Regions from separate parts of the Homo sapiens genome. Here all the other regions are linked to region 1. A link is a loop called in an ENCODE intact Hi-C map of the cell type or tissue named here. Cell type or tissue: IMR-90. All regions are shown on one strand.

Region 1 (8,000 bases):
TGTAAACTTGTAAACTGCTCTGTACTGAAAGGTGGCAATTTCACAATTGTCTCTTTTTGGGGTGGTCAGAAGAGGGTGATCACTCAGTCTTATAAAACATCAACAAAATAGAAGGCATTTTTTTTTGAAGTGAGGAATTGAGGAAAGAACATTCATACAATTTAATGGATTGAACTGGTTATTTAGGAAGAATCTGTTTTCTTGGAAGAGAATCTTTTCCTTTATTTTCTCTTAAAATTATGCCTATTTGCCCTCTCAAGGACACTGCACTAAGTTGTCTAGGCTGTGTGGTAAGAGCACTCCAGTCTGGGTTGAAACATTCAGCCTTGTTTTTTCTCATGAATGCTAACTGCGAATATGATTTAACTGCTGCTGTATTGACTTAGTCCTCACTCTTTAGCCAAGAGGAAATGACACAACTTTGTGAGTACTGAATAATAAGTCATTTTGAAATTGATCATCCCTTTCTCTGTTTATAGTTAATTTAACAAATAGTCCGTTGCATTCTTTAGAAACCCAGACCACATGATTTTGGTTCTGTGTATTATAGGGCACAAATAACCCTTTCCACCTGCCTCTTCAAATTTCAGATCTTTGATGCCTGATGCCATTTGTTTATACTTCAGTATTTCCTAAGTAAAGAAAACAAACAAAAATATAAAACTATCAGACCCATTGATTACTTTATCTACTAAACACCCAATTATACTTTATGTCAATTTGTCAGTGAGATATGAAAAATATTTAAGGAATTGCCCTAAGAAAACATTTTTAAGGATGAGTTCTTTATACATTATTCTCTTGAAGCATGTAGTATGTTCCAAAGATACACCTTTTCCAGTATTTTAGGAGTAGTCAAAGGAAAACAGAGATTATTACTGAGCACCATTTAGAACTTCTTTTGGAGACTGCCAGAGCTTCACTGCCAAGCTGATGAGATGCACTGAGGGGAGTTATTTATGGCTATGTGCACAGTCAAGTGGCATTTAATATTTTAATCTAAGGCTTAAAAGAAAGATTTAAAGATGTCCTATCAAGTTTCTAGAAAGATCTTATGTGGAAATTTTTGCCCCTTCTGTTGAAATAACAACAACAAAAAATGTGAAAACTTGGTTGAGGTCAGTGTTACTTTAATTAAAAAAAGCAGTAATTGTTAGATCAAGCTTACTTAAAAAAAAACTTAGTAGCCACTACTTTAATATTATTGAACTCAAAGTGAGGAAACAGAAAACAATGGCTAGGATACCTTGAAGAGAGTCATTAGCTTGGGCAAAGGCAGAGAGTAGATTTTAAAGCATTTAACTCAACATGTTCTGTAGAAGAGTAGTTGTCAAATACGTTTGGGCCATGGGCTACTACTTTGACTGGCAAAACTAACCAACCAACAAAGAAAAAATACAGATGATCTCTAGGACACCATACCCAGGATGAGAGGGGAGACTGCAAAAATTTTGATGGCAAACCTATAAAGAGATGTCTAAACCTTGTACTCTGTCATATTTATTTAAAAGTCAGTATTATAACTTAAATCCTGAGTAACCTGTGAACAAAGGTTATAATGGCTCACTAGCGTTTCCTGGCACTGAATTTGAAAATCATTGCTCTAGACAAGTTGTTTATTATTATTATTATTATTATTATTATCATCATCATCATCATTGAGACGGAGTCTCTCTCTGTTGCCCAGGGTGGAGTGCAGTGGGGCAATCTTGTCTCACTGCAAGCTCCGCCTCCTGGGTTCACACCATTCTCCTGCCTCAGCCTCCAGAGTAGCTGGGACTACAGGCGCCCGCCACCATGCCCAGCTAATTTTTTGTATTGTTAGTAGAGACGGGGTTTCATCATGTTAGTCAGGATGGTCTCGATCTCCTGACCTCATGATCCGCCCGCCTCGGCCTCCCAAAGTGCTGGGATTATAGGCGTGAGCCACTGCACCCGGCCAGTTTATTATTCTTTTGGTGGGCGGAGGGTAATGTTTCCTTTTGACACAACTGATTTGACTTCAGCAGAGCTGATTCAGTAATTCAGATCATAGTTTCAACTAAATTGGTAGCAGCCAGCTACACTTACCAATCAGTTTATGACTTACCTGATAAAGACAGTAGAAATATGACAGTATTGATTCGTTCTTTTTGTCACAGAAATGGGAACAAAATTATTTTATTTTCTTTTAATTATTAAAATACTTTGTTTTTATTTTAAATTATCTGGTTAAATTTTCTTTATATCCAGGCTATATAATAAAACCCCAAATCTTATTCTTTCCTTTGAAGGACACCAGTTTGGGGGAAGAGGGCATCATGGAAAATATACCCAAATGCTCAAAATAGCACTCAAGAATATCTAAGGTAATGTAGATCTAGATAAGGCTTGCAACCACTTATTTTTGAAAAAGTATGTCAGGGAGAAGAAAAGTATTCTTTCATCAGTGGCCGACAATAATCTTGCATTCTATAAACATCTTCTAGTCTTGGGGGTCTGCTGTGCCCTTTTCCATCACAAGCTCCTAGTAATGCTCTCTGAAAAGCTGTGTAGACTTAGTCCTCACTGATTTTTACAGTGCTAGCTGAGGTATTACTTATTGATAACTGTTGGATATGATTATGAACTGACTGTTAACACCTTAACACTGGCCACATAAGCAGAGGTCAAATGATTCATCACAATCTGATTCTGGCTCTTATGTAAGACATTTCTGTAGGTCACGTCGTTGTTACCAACCCATGGCAGACTGGCCATAGATTAAAGGAATATGAAAGCATTTTGATGCCATTTCTGGTGACTAGGAAGGTATATAAGTTATATGAGAAAAAAAACTACTGTCCTGTGCTTTAAAAGCAAAGAGGAGGTCCTAATACATCAATAATACAATTTATCTTAATTCTAACAGAGCAAAAAGCTATCGTGAGGACATTGTATGAAGCCATTGATCTTAATAAATATTTACTGAGGATTTATGCCAGTACATTTTGTTCAGGCTTATACAGCCTTCATGCTGCCTCTAAACGCCCCATAGTGCTTCCACACTGTCACAGCTACACTATGGAATCAATCAAATGACTGCTTTCCTGAGTACCACATGTCATCAAGTCCCACATATAGAAGTCTAAGTTAGTAATAGATGAAGTCACTCATGGCTCTTAACACATTGGCACCAGGGCACATAAGGTGGTTCATGTAGAATTAAGACAGACATATGAAACTGGATTTTGTGGTACATCAGAAATCTTGGCATGGTGAGGAAAGGAAAAAACCAAGAAATGTGAACGCATTTTTTTTATTAAAAAACAAGAATCAAGCATCTTGTTTTTACTAAAAAACAAGAAAGGCAAATATTAGCATTCCAAAAGAGAAGTTCATTTATTATAAACTACAATGGAAGTCGTTCAACTTTGATGCATTTTCCAAAAAAGCTAACTAGCTGTTGCTCAATTAATATATCTTGGGAACTTTCCAAGAATGGTGCTTCCCAGAAAAGTCTGAAATACATGAATTCATATTTTAATTTTCCCCCCAGACTTTTCAGTTTGCATTTTCAACAGTCTTGTTGAATGCTTCCCAGCCTATGTTTCTTGGTCCTCCTTCTTCTCCCCTGCTATTCCCTGCTAAGCCTCTCTCTGTTTATGTGCCTTCTTCACAACACCTGCTTATAGAAAATTAACATGGAAGTCCTGGAAAACCCTTCCATTTTAATTAACATGGAAGGTGAGGTCAAAAAGCATTGGAAAAAAGAGAATCAGAAGACTTTGCAGTTTTCTGGAGCTCACCTACCTGAGATTGCCTATGGACTATAAGACACCTTGAGTCCTCCAAAACTGGCTGATGTGGATATAATTTTTCACAGGGCTCTCAAACATTCCCCGGTGAATAAATAAACTCTGGAAACTGCAATTCTAATCATAAAAGTCTCTTTCTGTAACAGTCCAGAATGGCTGGGGCATAGGCTAGGGCATGGGTGCAAGAATAACAGAAATCCTCTGGAGAGCAAATTATTTGGGTAATTCCAGGTCCCCGATGTTCACTGTTCCCATATACACAACAGCCCTGGAGTCCTTCACTACTGTGGAAAAAAAATTAGTTTGCATTAAAATATAAGCAAAGTATTAGACTGCAAATTCAGTCTTCCAAAGGAAATTTGGGATGTAAGCAAGATCTCTACGTTTTCTAAAATTACACAATGACTGCAAAAAATGAGGTTATAATTTGGAGAGTAAAATTTTGCTTGTATCTTGAAAATGTAAATGATCCTTAAATTCCTTCCAGAAAAAGAAAAAGTCAACCTTATTACAATGAGTACAGTAATCGCAAATGAATTTTTGTGCTCACGTCATGGAATAGATGCATGCCAGTTGCATTCAGTGATGCACTGCATTCCACTGTCTGATTTTAAAACCTCTGTAGGGAAGTTGCTGTAAGAAACTGAAATGCAATTTCCTTGCAATAAAATTCTTTCTTAGTCATGACCCAGCCCTAAAGGGTTATGGGCTCCGGCAAGCAGTTAGTTACTCACTCTCTCCTTTCTGGTCTAAATTGGGTTGGAATATATATCAAAGGAAGCCAGAAAGTGGTTGGGGAGATTAAAAAAAACAACAACAACAACGTTTAGACTGAATGTCTTGACGGTCCATCCATTCACTTCTGCTTTGAAAATGGTGAGTAATTACAGCTGTAAGACTCATACAGATACAGTGACTTCACGTGGTGTTAGGAGTAAGGATATTTGGATTTTAGCCTGAGCTTTCCACTAACAAGCTGTGTGTTCCTGGGCAAATATTTAACCTCTCTGGGTGTCAAGTTCTCCACCTGTACAGTTAGTGGGCTGACCTGGAAGACCTCTGAGATCTTATATGGCTCTCATATGCCGTGGGCTATTACTTAGATTGTTTTTTAGCTCAATTGAAATAATTGTATCCTCTATTGCCTGCCTCCCCAAAGCTCACAGCATGCAGGCTCCCAAATGCAAGATTTGGGGCACCTGCTTCATTTTCCTAGGCCCCAGATTTTCTGCAAGCAGTTCTACATTTGGGCTTACGAATTCAACTATATGACATGTTGAGATCATTGGTCAAAAGGCATTGGATTTCTGTCTTATCTAGATATTTATAAGGCATTGAAAAAATTCATTCAAATCCAATTCAAAAGAGTAGATTCTAACGTGGGCAAGCAAACTGGTTTCTTCATATGCGCACACACAAATACAACTGCATAAATATGACATACCATACATGCTAGATTTGGGGGTTTGAAGAGCTTCTTTTTATACTTTATGTCATTGAGGTACAGATCTTGAGTGTACCAACAAATGAATTTTGACAAATGTGTATGATCCTGTTATCAATATCCCAAGCAAGACACAAACCACTGCCCAGAAAGTTTTCTCATGCCCCTTCCTAGTCAAACTGTCTTCTTCCAGGAACAACAATTATTATCCCCACAAATTAGTTTTGCCTATTTTCTTTTTTTTTTTTTTTTTTTTTTTTGAGATGGAGTCTTGCTCTGTCTCCCAGGCTGGAGTGCAGTGGTGCGATCTTGGCTCACCACAAGCTCCGCCTCCTGGGTTCACGCCATTCTCCTGCTTCAGCGTTCCCAGTAGCCGGGACTACAGGCGCTCGCCACCACACCTGACTAATTTTTTTGTGTGTTTTTTAGTAGAGACGGGGTTTCACCGTGTTAGCCAGGATGGTCTCGATCTCCTGACATCGTGATCCGCCCGCCTCGGCCTCCCAAAGTCCTGAGATTACAGGCGTGAGCCACTGCGCCTGGCCCGGTTTTGCCTATTCTTGAACTGGATGTATTGCATAATATAAATATCTTGGGTAGATGCATTCATGTGATTGCATGTATTTTTAGTTTGTTCCTTTTTTGCTGAGTAGTATTTCATTGTGTGAACATACCACAATTTGCTTATCTATGCTTCTGTTGAAAGACATTCGGATTAATTCCAAGTTTTTATGATTATAAATTAAGTGGAGTAACAATTTCTTTACACAACTTTTTGGACATCTTTTTACTTTTGTGTGTAAATACCTACAATTAGAATTGCTAGGTCAAAGATTATGTGTATGTTTAACTTTAAGAGAAATTGCCAGTTTTCCAAAGTGGTTGTACTATTTTACTTTCCACCAGCAATATGTGAGTAATCCATAGCTCTACCTTCTCTCTGACACTGAGTAGTTTTAATCTTAGGAATTCTAATGGATATATGATTTTTTTTGTAGTTTTAATTTGCATTTCCCTAATGTATTTCATATATTTTCATGTGTTTATTGGCTATCATGAATATTTTATCCTGGTATGTGGCTATACTTTTTTTTTTTAATGTCTTGAATTTTTTTTTTTTTTTTTTTTGAGACAAAGTCTTCCTCTGTTGCCCAGGCTGGAGTACAGTGACACAATCTTGGCTCACTGCAGCCTTCTGCCTTCCGGGTTCCAGCGATTCTCCTGCCTCAGCCTCCTGGGTAGCTGGGATTACAGGTGCATGTCACCACGCCAGGCTAATTTTTGTATTTTTAGTAGAGACAGGGTTTCACCGTGTTGGTCAGGCTAGTCTCAAACTCCTGACCTCAGAGGATCCGCCCGCCTCAGCTTCCCAAAGTGCTGGGATTACAGGCATGAGCCACCGCATCCGGCCAATGTCTTGAATTTTGATAAGTCCTGTTTATCCACTTTTCCCTTTATAGTCAGTACTCTTTGCATTTTGTCTATAAATTGTTGCCAGATCATAAGTTCACAAAGATAGTCTCCAGTTGTTTATTTTATAGATTTAAATTTTACATTATGTCTATAATACTTCTCTGCTTAATTTCTGTGTATCATATAATAAGTTAGTCATATCTCTCACTTTTTCTTGATATGGATATCCACTTTATCCACCCTCTTTTGTCGAAAAAAATCATTTTACCAATAAATTTTATTGACAGTTTGTAAAAAAAAAAAAAAAACTTGACCATAAATGGATGGGACTGTTTCTGGGCTTTGTTTATTATACCATTAATCTATTATCTAGCCTTCTATGAATACCACATTCTCTTGATTGCTATAGCATTATACTAAGTCTTAAAATTATGGAGAGTAAGTACTCCCAGTTTGTTATTCTTTTGCAAGAGTGTTTTACTGATTCTAGGCCTTTTACATTTCTGTTTAAATTTTAGTTTTAAAAAATATTCCTGCTGGGCATGTGATTGGAATTGCATTGAATCTATAGATTAATTTGAGGACAGTTGGGATATTCACAATATTGAGTCTTGTAATCCAGGTATATGGTATATCCCTCCATTTATTTATTTATTTTTAATTGAAAAAGTATGTTTATTTGGGTAAAATCAAAGTATTTATCAGTAAAGTCATCTGAGATGTTCATATAAAAAGACACTATAGACACATAAAATATCATTATTGTTATTATCATCATTAATAGCTAGCCTGGTACTTTAATGATTTTCTTTTTTTTTTCCTTGTTCTCTTTAAAAAAAATTTTTTTTATTTCCATAGGTTTTTGAGGAACATGTGTTTGGTTACATGAGTAAGTTCTTTAGTGGTCACTCCTGATATTTTGGTGCACCCATCACCCGAGCAGTATACACTGAACCCAATTTGTAGTCTTCTATCCCTCACCTGCCTCCCACCCTTTCCCCTGAGTCCCCAAAGTCCATTGTATCATTTTTATGCCTTTCCATATTCTCAGCAATATTGTGTAGTTTCCAATGTACACATCTTCCACATATATTGTTAAATGTACCCCTAAAGTATGTTATGTTTTGTGCTATTGTATTTTAATTTCCAATTGTTGATTGATAGCACATAGAAATAGAATTGATATTTGTATATTTGTCTTGAATTCCCAAACTTTGATCAAATCATGTCATCACTTCTTATGTAGTAGATCTAGTGGATATTATGGGGTTTTTTGGCTTTTTTTGTGGGGGTAGATTCCTTAGGATTTTCTTCATATACAATCATGTCAAAAATGAAAACAATTTTAATTCCTCTTTTCTAACTTT
Region 2 (8,000 bases), 380 kb after region 1:
AAGTGATTCTCCTGCCTCAGCCTCCTGAGTAGCTGAGATTACAGGCACACGCCACTATGCCCAGCTAATTTTTTGTATTTTCAGTAGAGACAGGGTTTTGCATGTTGGCCAGGCTGGTCTCAAATTCCTGACCTCAGGTGATCCACCAGCCTCAGCCTCCCAAAGTGCTGGGATTATAGGCGTGAGCCACTGCACCTGGCCTAATCCGCTTTTTGAGAGCTGATTTTTCAGTGAACCCTCAGAGAGTCTAGGGTCCCTTGGCCCTAAGAGTGCTTCAGGGTCTAGAACTCTCATTTGCATAAAGTAGACACTGAAATATTTGCTAATGGAAGGACTTGAGTGCCAGGTTTGAGCAGGAAAGAGATTTGATCAGTTTGAGTTTTAGGAAGACCTAAAACTGGTCCTGCAGTGAGGAAAGAGTGGAGAGCAGGAAGCAGTTGCCTAGTTTCCTAGGCCTAAGAAGATAGTGTTAACTGACCAAACTGGGATCCACTCACCCAGTGCACCAAAGCCAAACATTGTCATGGGGGTTGCAGTGAGAGAAAGTGAGGCATTTTTTTTTGCAGGGCACCAAGCAAGGAGAATTGGGCAGCTAATGCTTAAGACTCGAACTCCCAGATGGCTTACAGGTAGGAGTTTTTAAAGGCAGAAGGCAGAGCTTACAAGCAAAGTCGTAAGTCAATACATGGAGGCCACACATTGCTTTGACCTAAAGAGGCTTACTTAAGAACTCAAAGTGGGGGCCCATAGGTTATAGGTAGACTTGAAGATTTTCTGATTTGGAATTGGTTAAGGAGGCGAAGCTTTGTCTAAAAATTCAAGATTAGCAGAAAAGGATGTTAGCTGTGGCTCCTGGGTTGTGACATCCTCCAGGCCCCTCAGGAAGAAATTTAGGACAAAGAATGGCAGTCAGAGTCCAGTCCTCAGTTTCCCCTGAGGGGTCTACCTGCCAGTGGATCCATATGGTGGAGGTGTGCATTTCTGAAAAACAGCTCAGGGATGTATGTTAACATATTCTCTTTGGTTTCTACAGGAAACCAAACATTCTTGTGGCTTTCTTGGCTATTGTTTTAAGCTACTATTAACTTCTTGCTTATTAAGTTGCTAATTTACTTCTCAAGGCTACCTCTGTGCCTGGAGTTTCCCTTGAAGAAACTCAACATTTTCATTTACTTCCATGCTTAAGGGAGCTTGCAAGCCCCTAAGAGGGGTCCCTGCTCCATCCAATAGTATCTGAAATAAGAACGTGGCAGTGTGACACAAACAGAAAGAAACAGATGAGTTCATTCTAAGAAATGAATTAATAGGATTTGGCTAAATAAAACAGGAATTTTTCAAAAGATGCTTATTGAAATTAAATGTCAAGGTTAAGAAATGAGGTTTTCAATCCCAGATGTTTTGTCTCTCCCATCTGCCTCCCTTCTCACAGACTGTTGATAAAGAAGGAATTAATTTAGACAAATAAAGAAAATACTGCTCTTTGTTACTTGGGGGTGTTGGTGAGGAGTTTTGAGCTCTGCCTGCACAGAGATGCAGTTCCATTAATGCATCTTAAGAGACAAAAGGCATCCTGCAGGGCATATCTGAAAATTCTTTCCCCTCCTGATTTCCAAGTGAAGGAATTTATATGCCGATAGTTTCCCTTGAGCATTCTTTCTGGTGATGAAAATCCACAGTCAGTATTCTCATTCGAAGCAGACTTTCCCCAAGGCCACACACATCCAGACTGGCAGCCTGAGCGCTGCTGCCCTCTCCCTTCCCCCCTCCCGCAAGGTGCTTTCTCTAAACAAATTACAACTGCAGGAAGGAGGAGATCAGTACTTGGGCACCAGAGGTTCACAATATAAATACCACATACAGCTGACTGAGGCAGTTTGCGTACATGCATCTGCCCCAAATTAAAAATACTTCTGAATGGAATACCACAAATGTCTTTGAAGTTCATTACTGTAGGGAGTTATGTACTGAGGGGGCCTTTCCCTTGTTTATGCAGCATGTCAGGGTCTCAGGGAGAGGCTGAGGGAAGTGAAGTAACGGCTCTGGTTTACATTATGGGATGGTTCGCAGAGATGAAAAGATTCTGTGCATTAAGTCACACTGCTCATGTTATTACCACCAGGGCAGATATGGCAAAGAGTAAATCAAGTTAATCTGCTGGGGCCTTAGGTTATGTATGTGGGGATTATTACAGGAGATAATTTCATGCTCCTGGGAAAGCGCAAGTTTGCAGAGGACTCAATGACCTCCTAGCCTATCCCCCAATCTATGGTTTTCATAAGGTCTTTGCCACATTTTCTCCCTCATTCTCTCATTGTAAAGGTTTAATAATGTCTCTATGTTTATTTAATGAAAAATTTTCTTACATATAGAACACTGGGAAGTTGTAATTGGGAAGATCTCAAAGAAAAAAGTACAACATAGTCTGCGAGAGGGTGACCGACTTATCTCATTTGCAAGCAAGCAAATAGGGACTTAAAGATGTTCAAATTCTAATTGTTTTAAATATTATGCAGACCAAACAAAACTGTTTATGGGTGACACTGTTTCATATGTCTAAAGGTATAGAAACTTCAAAACTAGAGCAGAAGAGCCGTGGTGGTGAAGTCATGAGAGAAATACAGGTGGAGCCAAAAGGATTTTGTACATATTCCTATCCACGACTGTGTTGCTTTATCTTTCTTCTGTGTGCCATGGGGGTTGAAGAGCACACGTTTCAGATGACATTTGTACTCATGGCACTCTGAATCGCATGCTTCTTCAGTCCATTCTCATCTGTTAAGACTTTCCATAATAGTTCTTATGAAAAAATACATCTTTTAAATATATCTATGGCTCTGGCTGAACTCCCTCAATGACCAATTTTATCTGAGAAAATAAAAAATTCTGTATTTCAGTAGAAAGTCTCCTTCATTTGAAAGCACAGCAGGAGAGTTCCTCAAAGCTCCTAGGTTTGTTTTCCCAGCCTATAAAGCTGTCTTAAATACAGTGTGTGCTTCCCTTAAGGGTTTTGTGAAAGTTGGCAAAGATAGTCTTTTGGAAAGACTCTCCTTCTATCTTAAACATTTTCCCACCAAGCTACCTACATAGGCAGGTGAAAATTAATGAGTATCCTTGAGGTATTTGTGTGAAGCTCCAGCAGAGCATACTTAAAAACCTTTGAGACCTCCTTCTTATCATAAAAATTCAACTCAGTTTTTCTCTCTATTCCCTAATATGGTTTTTTTTAATCGATGTGTTCGACTGGTAGGTTAGAGAATTGGCACAGGCCTTTACAGAGGCAAATCATAATTTGGTGTGTGTGGTGGCAGGGGAGAGGTGTGGGAGGTGGTGACAGGAGGAAAGAAATGGGTAAATAGGAAATCCAACCAGAAATGGCCATGGGGAGAACCAGATAATATGCATGTAACTCACACTGAAAAGCTTAGAGTAAAGCCTGATTTATGGTATAATAGTGTCCCCAAAAAAGTTCCAAGCAGACCCAGTCTCACATCCTGACCCTTTTATTGACTCAATTGCACTTCATTTCCTCTATTAGGTTGAAGTACCTTCTACTTGAGTTACGTTAAGTCAAAATATAATTTTTATAAAGTTAAAGACATAATTTCCAAAAAGATATTTAGTGAGCACTTGTCAAAAATTTATTTACCTAATTAATAAAGAAACCACCAGGATGACAAAGCTCATACAAAGATAGGGGAAACTACTATATATAGCCAAAGAAAGTGCTGAAATAAGATTGCTCAGTAAGATGCTAAAATCACAGCCTTTGCTGTGATCTCATCTATAAGACAGAAACGTTTGCATATTTACCAAACAAAATCATTTGCAACTTTTCAATCTTTACCAAGGTAACATCTAATTTTACTGAGTCTGAATCCCAATCAACTGTAAGTCAGGCAATGTTAGATTGCCTACCAGTGCCTCACACATGAGTGTGCATCAGAATCACCTGGAGGGCTTGATAAGAAAGGGTGTTAGATCTAACCCACAGTAGTACACCTAGGGTGAGGCCCAAGAATGGGCATTTCTAACAAGTGCTAGATGGTGCCTCTGCTGCTAGTCCAGGGACCAACTTTGAGAACCACTACCCTAGCCTGATGTTAAAAAGGCTTGCAGTAATATTTCTGCCTTATTTTCAAGTGTCACATATAGCAGAATAAATTGTTAAAGGCTTTTAAATAGACCAATAAGATCATTAGATATCCCTGATAGAAAACCAGGCATTGTCTAATTTCAGATTTTTCTGACTCATTGGGGTTTTCATCTTTCATTGTTTTTGAGCTATTTAGAACTCTGTGATTTGTAGATAACTAGTGGCAATGCAAATGATTCTTGTCTATAGACATGCAAATTAATTTTGTCCAGGTGAAAGGATAATTGATTTCTCTCTCCTACCCTCTACTCTCATCCCTCTGTAAAACATCACTTGTGCATTTATTTGTTAATTCATTTCCTGCATTTCTTTTCTGTATATATGTATATATGCAAATACATACATGGTAACATGTATACACAGATATATTTCTCTGAATTTTCCTTTGAACTGTTTGTCACAACTTATTGTTTCCCTTAATTACTGATTTAAATAAAATCTTTGGTGTATGTTTATTTTATATTACTGTAAGTCATGATAAACCTTGTTTAAAAAATTATCTTTCAAAGGCTACTTCTTTTTAAAAATAATTCCCAAGTTTGGAATTTCACTTTTCGTTCATTCTGTTTTCATTGCAAATAAGTGAATGTCTTCTTCCAGTAGAGTTAGCTTGTGGTTTTTGTATTTCCTAACACTTAACAATCACTTTTAAGATTTAGTCTACTGGGCCACTGACCAGACTGAGATCCTATGGATTCCAGCTGCCTATTTGCTTTAACGAAAACACAGCTGCTCTTACTTTTTAATCCCTCTTTACTGTCATCATTTATCTAAGTCAGTGAATTCATATTTTCTCCTTTCAATTGTATTATTTAGGAGGATAGGTTAGCCATTTCTATTATTCAGGGTGTTAACCTTCACCATTAATTAACAACAGCAAACCCATAAAACATTTGCTACCTGTTTCAAAGCCTGGAAACTCTTTGTTAGACATCTGGAGTGTCAGGAGGAGGCAAGCTGGAGGAGGCAAGCTCGTGTGCCAACTTGGAATCCTTTGAATTTCTAGGGTCAGCAGGAAATCCTAGCTGGCTGGTGGGGTCACAGACAGATATTTTAAACTCTAAGTTCATGACCCTGGATGCTACCCAGCTTCTGATCTGAATTATTTCCTTCCAATAGAGCATCTGTGTTCTATAAGAGGAGCTCAGATTCTCTGCAAGGCCCCGGAAGTCACCCTTCCTGGGCCCCTCAGCTCTGGAATTCATAACAGACCTAAGTTTGACACTCATAGCTCAGTTCTTCCTCGACCCACTCTCAGCCACTACGTTTGGAAGACAAACGAACCACTCAATTCTACCAGAAACTATTGTCCTTGCTTTCTTTATTTCCCAGATGACTATAAAATGCTATAGGTTGTATTATCAGGAATATGGAAGACAGGCTGAATTCAAGTAATTATTTTGTGTAAAAAAAAAAAAAAAGATGCCACTCATTTCACCTGCTTTAGGAAAATGAGGCCCTGAGGTTTTTTGCCAATTGTTTTCTCTAAGTTGTTGCTATGTATGGTGTCTTCCAGATTAACATTTAGCCTCTCTACCCCAAGTACTTATGTTTCATGGAAAATATTCCTAGGATGCCATATTTTAACGAATATCTTAATATACTTTTCAAAGGAGGGTATGCATCACCTTAAAATTTCATTTACATGAAACTTTTCTTTCTTTTTTTTTTTTTTTTTTTTTTTTTGAGATGGAGTCTCGCTCTGTCACCCAGGCTGGAGTGCAGTGGCACGATCTCAGCTCACTGCAAGCTCCGCCTCCCGGGTTCACACCATTCTCCTACCTCAGTCTCCCAAGTAGCTGGGACTACAGGTGCCCGCCACCACGCCCGGCTAATTTTTGTTTTAGTAGAGATGGGGTTTCATGGTGTTAGCCAGGATGGTCTCAATCTCTGACCTTGTGATCCGCCTGCCTTGGCCTCCCAAAGTGCTGGGATTATAGGCGTGAGCCACCGCACCCGGCCCTACACGAAACTTTTCTTAACATTTCCGTAGGACCCAAGAGTCCCTAACTGTAGTCAGGACATCCATGCTCTAACATATCTTCTCAGTCTCGCTTTGCCGTTTCGTCTATGTAGTTACCAAAAGGAAAAGGCAATGATAAAGAAATCTTGCACTGAGTTCCTCAATTTAAATGAGAATTAGAGAATGGAGGTGTGACTTAGATACCAGAATATGTTGCCTCCAATCTTTTAGCTACCTGGGGTCACCTTGACCTTTTAAATTTGTAATCTCCTAATGGGCTCTTCCTGCCCACTGCACAGACAAAATCAATTCACCCAGACCACAACATTGCAGTAGGGAAAGAGTTATTTTTGTTTTGTTTTTGAGATGGCGTTTCACTCTTGTCACCTAGACTAGAGTGCAATGGTGCAATTTCAGCTCACTGCAACCTCCACCTCCCAGGTTCAAGCCATTCTCCTGCCTCAGCCTCCTGAGTAGCTGGGATTACAGGGGCCCACCACCACATCCAGCTAATTTTTGTATTTTTAGTAGAGATGGGGTTTCACCATGCTGGTCAGGCTGGTCTCGAACTCTTGACCTCAGGTGATCCACCTGCCTCGGCCTCCCAAAGTGCTGGGATTACAGGAGTGAGCCACCATGCCCAGCCCAGGAAAGAGTTTAATTGACATGAGCCTGGCCCACATGGGAGAACTGGAATTATAACTCAAATCAGTCTCCCTAAAGGCTGGGAGCTTAGGGATTTATGGACAACTTGGTGGGCAGGGGCTCAGGAATGGGAGTTGCTGATTGGCTGGGGATGAAATCATAGGAGTGTGCGAAATGGTCCTCATGTAGAGTTCACCTCTGGGTGGGGCCACAGGATCAGTTGAGTCATGAGTCATGAGTCATGAGTTCCAGTGGGGTTAGTCTGAAAAACATAGCAACTGGGAAGGTCACAAATCTTGCAACCTCTGGCCACATGAGTCCTGAGCAGTGAGGGACTATAGAAACTACACCTATCTTAATAGAATTCAGGCCCCTGTGGTAATCTTAACCTTGTAGCCTTCCATTAGTTTTACAAAGGTGGTTTAGTTTGGGAAGGGCTATTATCATCTTTGCTTTAAGGTTAAACTATAAACTAAATTCCTCCCAAAGATAGCTTGCCCTATGCCCAGGAATGACTAAGGATGGTGTGGAGGTCAGAAGCAAGATAAAGTCAACCATGTCAGATTTCTCTTACAGTCATAATTTTGCAAAGGCGATTTCAGGTTTATAGAAATATTGGTTCAAACTCCATATATGCAGAGTGGGGAGGGGAAGTGCTGCCAGACAAAATACAGGATTATCCTAAATATTGCCTGGGACTTATTAAATGAAAAAAAATACTTATTGTTTATCTGAATTCAAATTTATTCAGAAATGCTGTATTTCATTTGCTAAATCTGGAAACCCTATGAGGGAATAACTCATTGCACCAATATATCTGGATATCCTCGGAGAGGGGCACAAGCACTGCAGATCATGTCAGGCTCTAATCTACTTAGCTGGCTTCATTCTTATCCTCACTCATCTCCCTCCTTTTTCGTTTGCCCAAAACAGTCTCTTGCCCTTGATTTTTCCAAATCACCACTCAATGCAAGTTATAGCTCTACTGAACATTCAGAAGTGCAAAGGGATGTGGCTTTTGCCTCAGAAAATCACAGCAGTTTTTCAGTCACCCTCACCACTGTCCATTACAGTTACAGTCAAGCATTAATCAGGCACTTTGACATATTTCCTTGTAACTGAAAGTCACTAGATACTGACCATTTGAGTCTCCGTTGTTCCTACAGATGGGATTTCTGGCATTAGAATCATAAAGACTGTTTAAGAGTTGCTTAAGATATTTTTCACATCCCGAATTCC
Region 3 (8,000 bases), 75 kb after region 1:
AGATATCCTGCATTGTTTTTTGTTGTTGTTGTTGTTGTTTTGTTTTTTGTTTTGTTTTGTTGTTTTTTGTCTGTTTGGTTTTTTTTACTAGAAGTTAGTTTTGGAATCCTACAGAGACGTCAACAAAGATTTAAGAGTCAAGAGAGGCTGGGCATGGGGGCTCACTTTGTAATCCTAGCTCTTTGGGAGGTCCAGGCGGGCAAATCACGAGGTCAAGAGATTGAGACCATCCTGGCCAAAATGGTGAAACCCTGTCTCTACTAAAAATACAAAAATTAGCTGGGCGTGGTGGCGCATGCCTGTAGTCCCAGCTACTTGGGAGACTGAGGCAGGAGAATCGCTTGAACCTGGGGCAGGCGGAGGTTGCAGTGAGCCAAGATGACGCCACTGCACTCCAGCCTGGCAACAGAGCGAGACTCCGTCTCAAAAAAAAAAAAAAAAGAGTCAAGAGAAGCCCCTGCCTTCAAGTGTACTCAGTGTTAAGGACTGCAGGGCCTCCCTGGTGGAGGTCAGCCATGTCCATTATAGATGTGTCTAGTTTGAGCACCTAAAGGTTGATAACTCAGGAAAGGCAGAGTGTCTGTAAATCCAAGGAAACACTTAGGAAGGTTCAAGATCAGTGAACTCTTTCTGGTTTTTATAAATAGGTTCATATGCTGTCTGTAGCCTCCTTGACCCAAACTACCAACTCTGAAACATGAAAGAGTAGAGGAAGAAGAAGAGGAAGACTGGGTTGTTCTGTTTTAGACACAGGCTGAGTCATTGCAGCCAGATTCAATCAGTGCAAAAGAGAAGGATTTGGAACAATTTGGTTAGTTTCCTTCCACCCAAATGTCTAGACACCCGAAGGGGTGTGCAGCCCGACCTCTCGCTATTCCTGTTAAAGGCTTCTCTTCATGGAAAATGTCATTGGTTATATGGTTTGTTTGTATTATCTTTGAACTTAATGTATACTATTCTACCTTTGTCAACATTCATTCCCATTTTCTGTAAGCTTTAAACTATCCCAGATGCTGAGTAAATGTGCATTTGCTGGAATGTGGCTGGCCTCTGTAATCTGGTTGCACAATCACTACTCTCCCTCTCCAAATTCTGTATAAAGTCAATTTTAAGTATGCATTGTCTGGGGCATTTATATCCTGTAGCTTAAGACAGATGCCAAAAGTGTAAAAAGGTAACCTTGATCTATTATTATTGGCGTCTATGCAGCTTAAAAGGAAAATGGACTCTCAAGTCTGAATGCTTATCTGCTGTTCTCAATCACTTAATGCTCCAAAGCGTATGCTGTGAATGTCAATTCTTTAGTTGGCTGTCAAGGTACTTCCCACTAGGCATTTAGCTTCCAGTATGTTCTGTTCAGAAAATACCCAGAGCTTCAAGGATGTCAATTTGGGTATCAAATATATGAATCCAGAGCAAAGTCATCTGATACATAGTTTTCTTCAGCACCGTACTGTGATCACCTTCCCTGTGTCCAAACTCTGCAGAGATACAGCGTCTTGTTTCATAATATTGTGCTTGAAAAAATGACACCCTAAATTGACTATGCAATACTGACAAGACATGGGGATGATAAAAATGCATGGCCCATGTACCTTTTTGCTGAGATTTAGATATTCTTCCCCATCCTCAATCCTCTGCCATATTTTTAAATTTTTTTGCTTTTTTATATTAAGCTGTAAATATGAAAGGATGAGGAAAGGCACAGCAAGGAAGAGCAAAGAGAACAAAGCTAATATAGAGAAGCATTAGCCTGGTCTCAGTAGAGAGACACAGTTTTGTGTATTGTTTATGAGTTACCCAGATAGGCTATGTTAACAGACCAAAGAAAGAAGATTTAAAGAAATAAATCTGATAACTTTAGAAAACATAGGGTGAGCCTGGGGAAAATATATTTGCTTTTGTCCAAAACAAGATCAATGCCACCTTTTTAAAAGGAAGCTTTAGAAAAAAGAAAAATCTCTACATGATATATAAGCTTTCTGGAGCTTCCCAGTATCAATGGCTCTGTCTTTATGCTGGCATTTTAATTGACTTTCCCTCGTTTTTTTTTCCTTTGTTGACCAATCTTTTTAATGAGCAATTTTGTGTAGTCAATTAGATCTAATTCTATTGATAAAGAAAACTGAAAATAAATGAAGTCCTAAAAGTCCAGCTTAAGCTATTAAATCATTGATTAACCAAATAAAAACTACACATATTTTTGGTTTAACCACTTGTTTAAGTTATATGTCAGCCTTTCTTCTATAGAAGTTGAGAAACTTGATTAATGAAAGCTGTTCTCTGTGGAAAAAAGAAGTTAGTTGTTCCATATGTCATAGAAAGGCTTGATCGGAACTGAGCAGACTGTAATTCTTTCCTTTCTGGAGGGAAATAGGAAATTCTTTCTGCAGCTTTTAGACTCTGATCTCAAAGCTAAATTAATTATTTTTATCTTTAGGATTTTTCTTTATTTGAGACCCACCATAGCAGGTTGCACTCATGACTAGTGGAGGAGGCAGCTGCAACCCTTGTGTAAATTTCAGGATTTTGCACTTACCCGACTCCTCTAATACGCCACACACCTAAAACACCATTGTTAACAATGTGGGTCTTTAAATCTTCTGAGGCTTCAAAAGCTGTAATCAGTTCAAAACTGTAGCTTGATCAAAGGCCTGCGTGTAAGGAAAAGAATGCTAAAAAAAGAAAATCTTTTGGAAAAATCATAATTTTGCCTCAGGCTAGATCTGAAGTACTAACCCACTGAGTTATACTTCTGAAGTTTAGGAGAGTGCTGTGTTTTCATCTTGGATATAGAAAGGTGGTGAATTGCCTTCAATTTCTCCTTCCTGGCTTGAAAACAAAGCAATTGTGAAAGTCTAATCCAACTGCATTCTAGCCAGTGCCCAGTGAGAAGATGCCCACGGGGCTGTTCAGCATCGTAGATTCATTCACTGCCCGTAACTGGCTTGTTGAACAAGGAGGTGTGAGTTTGGCAGTGGGTGGTTAAAGTTAGTATATTTGGCACAGCAGAGAGTTGTCCATCATTGAAAAGAGAGACGATGAATGTTGCTTCTAGGAATCTTCTCCCTCAATACACAATGCAAGGAGGGCTGGTAATGGTGAATGAGGAATATGGCCAGGGATATGGAAGGCCGGACTACTCAGGATTTGAGGAATGGGCTGTATCAGCTCATTCCTAATATATGCTGGGGATAAAAAGATGAGGGGACACACCTGGCTTAATTACTTACAGTCTTGTCAGCTTTACATGCAAGTAGATGACTTTGCAAATAAATAAAATATATACAATAATATTTGAACTAGGCCCAGAATTTAGAAGTAATACTGAGTTAGGAGTAATGACTTCATTGTTCTGAAAACAAGTTCGAGTTTCCTATGCATTAAGGTAAGATGAAATGTTTATTCAGAATGTACAACTGACAAGAGATCTTCACATTAGTGTACTCTGTCCCTCTGTCCCTTTTATCTAGACTCTAATGCCCTCATTTTCAAGTAGTAAGATAGTGTATGTGTGTGTGTGTGCGTGCATGTGTGTGTGCGTGTGTGTGTGTGTTTTAAGTGAAAAGGGTGGTGGAACAAAAGTTGTTTGTACCTCTGCTTCCCATCTCCTAAGGGAAATAAATTGTCCTTAGCTTTCTTTGCTATTACTTCCATTTGTTAGCAAAATTTGACTTTTACAGGCTTATGCTGATAACTAAGCCAGAATAAATGAAGTGAGAGCCATACAGATTCATGACTGAGATGTGTAAGGGATTTGCACAAAAGGATACAGTTTATGGTTTAATTCCTCAAGGAAAGTATCATATGCAAGTGAGTCATTTTTGCATGACCTCAGCTGAGAAGAAGCTGGATTGAAAGAAATTCCAAAGACATGGAAGAATGGCAGTTAGTTTATAAGAGGTATTTGGAAAATCATATAGTTATTCATTCTGACACACACCAAACACCGGATTTCACAATGCAGGAGCAAATAAAAATAAAGAAAGAACAAAACACCAAAAAAGGAGTAGAATCTTACCTTAATAGGTAATGAATTATTAAGTGTATGCTACAAAGGAAAAAAAGGGAAATAGAACAATGTTGTTGAAAAAACTTTATGTGATGATGAAAATGTTTACACCAACATTATTCAATACAGTAGTCACTAGCCATATGTGGCTATTGAGTGCTTAAAATGTTTCTGATGTGAATAAATAACTGAATTTTACGTTTTTCTCTAATTTTAGTGAATTTAAACTTAGTTACATTTGGCTAGTACTTCTATCTTAGCCTGTCTCAAAAATAGCACTAAAGATGAGGAATACCAAATTCTTCTCTAAAATCTTTCACAATTTCATTGGCTGATCTCCACCAAATATCTCCTTTGTATTTTATTTTCCTGTCTTTAAAATGGTGCTTACAATTCATAGTCTCTAAGTAAAAACATTAGTGACATAATATGATTTAAATACAAGGTTATTCAATATAAATGTCCTATTGATAGATTTCTAATCTAAGAGGTAAGATATTTGGAAGTTAATTTCAACTTGTATTGAATTACTAAGGGTAGCATAATTACAGAAATGATTATGAAAAGTTCTGTCTGCTCAAAAAGCTTAAACAAACATAGAAAGATAGATGGTGGGCCAGGCGCGGTGGCTTATGCCTGTAATCCCAGCACTTTGGGAAGCCGAGGCGGGTGGATCACCTGAGGTCAGGAGTTGGAGAACAGCCTGACCAACATGGAGAAACTCTGTCTCTACTAAAAATACAAAATTAGCTGGGCATGGTGGCATGTGCCTATAATCCCAGCTACTTGGAAGGCTGAGGCAGGAGAATCACTTGAACCCAGGAGGCGAAGGTTGCAGTGAGCCGAGATCATGGCACTGCACTCCAACCTGGGCGACAAGAGTGGAAAAAAAAAAAAAAAGAAAAGAAAAGAAAGAAAGAAACTCCGTCTCAAAATAAAAAAAAAAAGAAAGATAGATGTTGATATTATTTCAATTAAGTAATGGGAAAATAGATGAGGGGGCAATAAACTCTGACTTGGAGAATGTATTAGTCTATCTTCACACTGCTGATAAAGACATACCCAAGACTGGGTAATTTATAGAGAAAAAGAGGTGTAATGGACTCACAGTTCCACGTGGCTGGGGAGGCCTCATAATCACGGTGGAAGGCGAAAGGCATGTCTTACATGGTGGTAGATAAGGAGAATGAAAGCCAAGTGAAAAAGGAAACCCCTTATTAAACCATCAGATCTTGTGAGACTTTTTCACTGCCATGAGAACAGTATGAGGAAAACCACCCCATGATTCACTTATATTCCACTGGGTCCCTCCCACAACACGTGGGAATTATGGGAGCTACAATTCATGATGAGATTTGTATGAGGACACAGAGCCAAACCGTATCAGAGAGAACTGGGATATTGAAAGACAAAGTTGAATTTGGGCTGAGTGTGACACAGCAGGAAGAAAAGCCTTTCTAAGCAAAATAGTGTGGCATGAGCACAGGCATAGAGGGAAAGTCAGAGCCTTCAGTACGTGATGAATTAGTCTGGTCTGGCTCTAGGGCAGCACATTGCTAGTTAGGACTGGTGGGAAACGTAGGTTGAACTGATTTTCTAGGGGGCCTAAAATGCTCACTATGGATTTGTATTGATATTCTGGAGGCAATGAAGTGAAACTAGAAGGTTTTGGATAAATGAGAAACAAGATAAGATCTGTGATTTTGAAGAATAACTCTAGTGTCAGTGTCAATGAACTTGCAGAGAAAGATGTGCAAGGATGAAGATTAATTGGGAGAATATAGAAAGCGGTCAAGCAAAAGGTGGTAAGATTAACTAGGATCCTAATGAAGCATCAATAAAAAGCGACCTTATAAGGATTGAGTAAAGTCCACAAAATCTGGTGACCCAACTCACGTGGGTGTTCAGGGAAGACAGCAAGACAAAGGTAACTAGGTTTTAAGTTTAGGTGGCTAAGTGATAACATTCATCAAACCAGGGAGCAAGGAGAAGTCTGGGCTTGTTGATTTTGAAGCATTAGCTTGGCATCCTTTTAGAGATTAACAAATAAATACAGACATGAATGGGAGTCTTCTAATAGACATTAGGCCTGCATCAGAATCAACATGTCCAAACCTGAGCAAACATCTATTGGATGTCCAACTGGGTGTTGGAAATGCAAATCTTGGTCTCAACAGAGAGGTCAGAAATAGCTATCTGATTCATGTGAGTAGAAATGATACTGAAAGTTGTAAAGGTGTGACTTTAGTTAAGAAGAGAACATTGTGTAGCTCACAAAAAAGAATAAGGGCAGGTCCTTGGGGGCAGGAGTCAGCAAGGGAGATGGAGAAGTAAAAATAGAATTCGAAGAACTCAGGAAGAAAGTAATCAAGTCAAGAAAATAATAGATTGTATATACTGGAATCTAAGCACCAATTAAAATGCAAACACAAAACATGCTGTTAATTACTTTCTGTAAATCACTTTCTACCTGAGCAGGCCCCAGAGTGGGACAAAGATAGGGAAACTTCATGTAAACAGTGGTTGTTTGACAGAAAGACCAATGTCTGGGGGTGGGTAGGGTTTAAGAAGCAATAGACGCAGCAAAAGAGGTGTTCCCTGCAATGTGAGATCTCATACAATTGAGGGGAAGATGGGAGTGGGGAGATGCTTTTGGTGCTCACATCACATCCCTGGACCCACTTAATTAGGCAGTTGAGACTCTGAGTGAGCCAATGTTAGTTATCAGCAATGACAAATAATCAAAATAATCAATGATCCGCTGTTTCTTTCTGTCTGGACCCTGAGCAAGTTGCATCAACTCTCTGAATCTCGGTTTCCTCCCATCAAAAAGAGGTTTAATTACAGGATTCATAGCGGTGAGGATTAAATAAGATGATGCATCTGACACAACTGGGGGTTAATTAATGTTAGTTCCCTTCCGCTTTTGCTCCTCTTCATGGTTTTGTACCAGGCACGTCCAACCAATGAGTATTCCTAATGTGTCAGTGGAATGCAGTGTTTCCATGTTAGAAGAAATCTCAGGCCCCTGACAAAGGACAATTTTATCTCACCCGAAGCTGGTTCCATAAATACTTTGTTGCATAAACGAATGAATAATCACTGAATCAGTCAATCAATCCTGTTCATTTAGCTCCCCCATCCAGGACCTACACTCTTGAACCACCTCGGACTGCTTGGAAATCAGAAATTTTGGGGTCAGTTTCTCTCCATTCACTTTGAAGCTAATTCTAGCTTTGGGGGTATACAATTTAAAAAGAGTGAAAGATAGACAAAAAGGTAATTACCTACATCAGACAATTTAGAAATTAACCCATTTTTATCCCATATGGCAGCAGAGGTATTAATGACTATTTTCCAGGGTAACAGGAATAGGATGGGTTAGGGGTCAGGACTGAGAATTTTTTCAAGATTATGCCTGAATGGTCACACCATAGGGTCTATATAATCCACTGAAAAAAAAAAATCATGTATCCGAGTAATTTAAGTCAATCTGTGTACGGTGGTTAGGGAGAAGAGTTATGGGTTAGGTTGATCTATCAGTCTGATCTATATTTTATCACTGAAGGGGAAATATAAATATAGTTTTAAGAGGTATGTTCAAAGCTTATATCAGAACAATGCTTTTCTATAATGAGTGAGAGAGTTCAAAATATATGCTTTACCTCAGAAAATTGGCACATACGGGAGCTAAATGAGGAGGATTGATTGAATGATTCACTGAGTAATTCACCCTTTTAAGCAACAAAGTATTTATTGAACCATACCATGTTCCACATTATTTACCAGGAGCTAGAAAAAACTGTGGATTAGATAAACAGGATCCCTGTTTTCACAGCATGCAGTCTAGTAGGTAAGATGAGCACTGCATAAGTAACTGTAAGTAAGATCAGTTTGTTTTTTGTTTTTTTGTTTTTTTTTGTTTTGTTTTTAAGACAGAGTCTCACTCTGCTGCCAGGCTGGAGTGCAGTGGCATGATCTCGGCTCA

Evidence for each region. Peaks named below come from ENCODE experiments on the same cell type or tissue, not always from the same donor. Only the 100,000 strongest peaks of a DNase experiment are listed, where the experiment ranks them.
Region 2: a loop joins it to region 1, with 2.5 times the contacts of the local background. A loop is called at or near these places in 2 of 110 quality-filtered maps.
Region 3: it touches region 1 in a loop (2.8-fold over the local background); 2 of 110 quality-filtered maps call a loop at or near these places.

The regions. Positions count from the first base shown.
Region 1 is chr2:150,491,763-150,499,762 of GRCh38, forward strand. No RefSeq gene overlaps it. Among named protein-coding and RNA genes, the nearest start is that of RND3, 8.1 kb to the left of the region's middle. In IMR-90, no CTCF peak of the experiment used is centred here; DNase peaks (open chromatin) are centred at 369 and 4,369; H3K4me3 peaks cover 636 bases; H3K27ac peaks cover 2,140 bases.
Region 2 is chr2:150,871,551-150,879,550 of GRCh38, forward strand. No RefSeq gene overlaps it. Among named protein-coding and RNA genes, the nearest start is that of LINC02612, 250 kb to the left of the region's middle. In IMR-90, no CTCF peak of the experiment used is centred here; a DNase peak (open chromatin) is centred at 4,821; H3K27ac peaks cover 1,270 bases.
Region 3 is chr2:150,567,043-150,575,042 of GRCh38, forward strand. LINC01920 (long intergenic non-protein coding RNA 1920) reads right to left here and starts at 5,179. Exons shown (of 6, transcript NR_110241.1): 1 at 5,121-5,179; 2 at 4,022-4,051; 3 at 3,774-3,849; 4 at 2,540-3,092. In IMR-90, no CTCF peak of the experiment used is centred here; DNase peaks (open chromatin) are centred at 929 and 3,819; H3K27ac peaks cover 4,612 bases.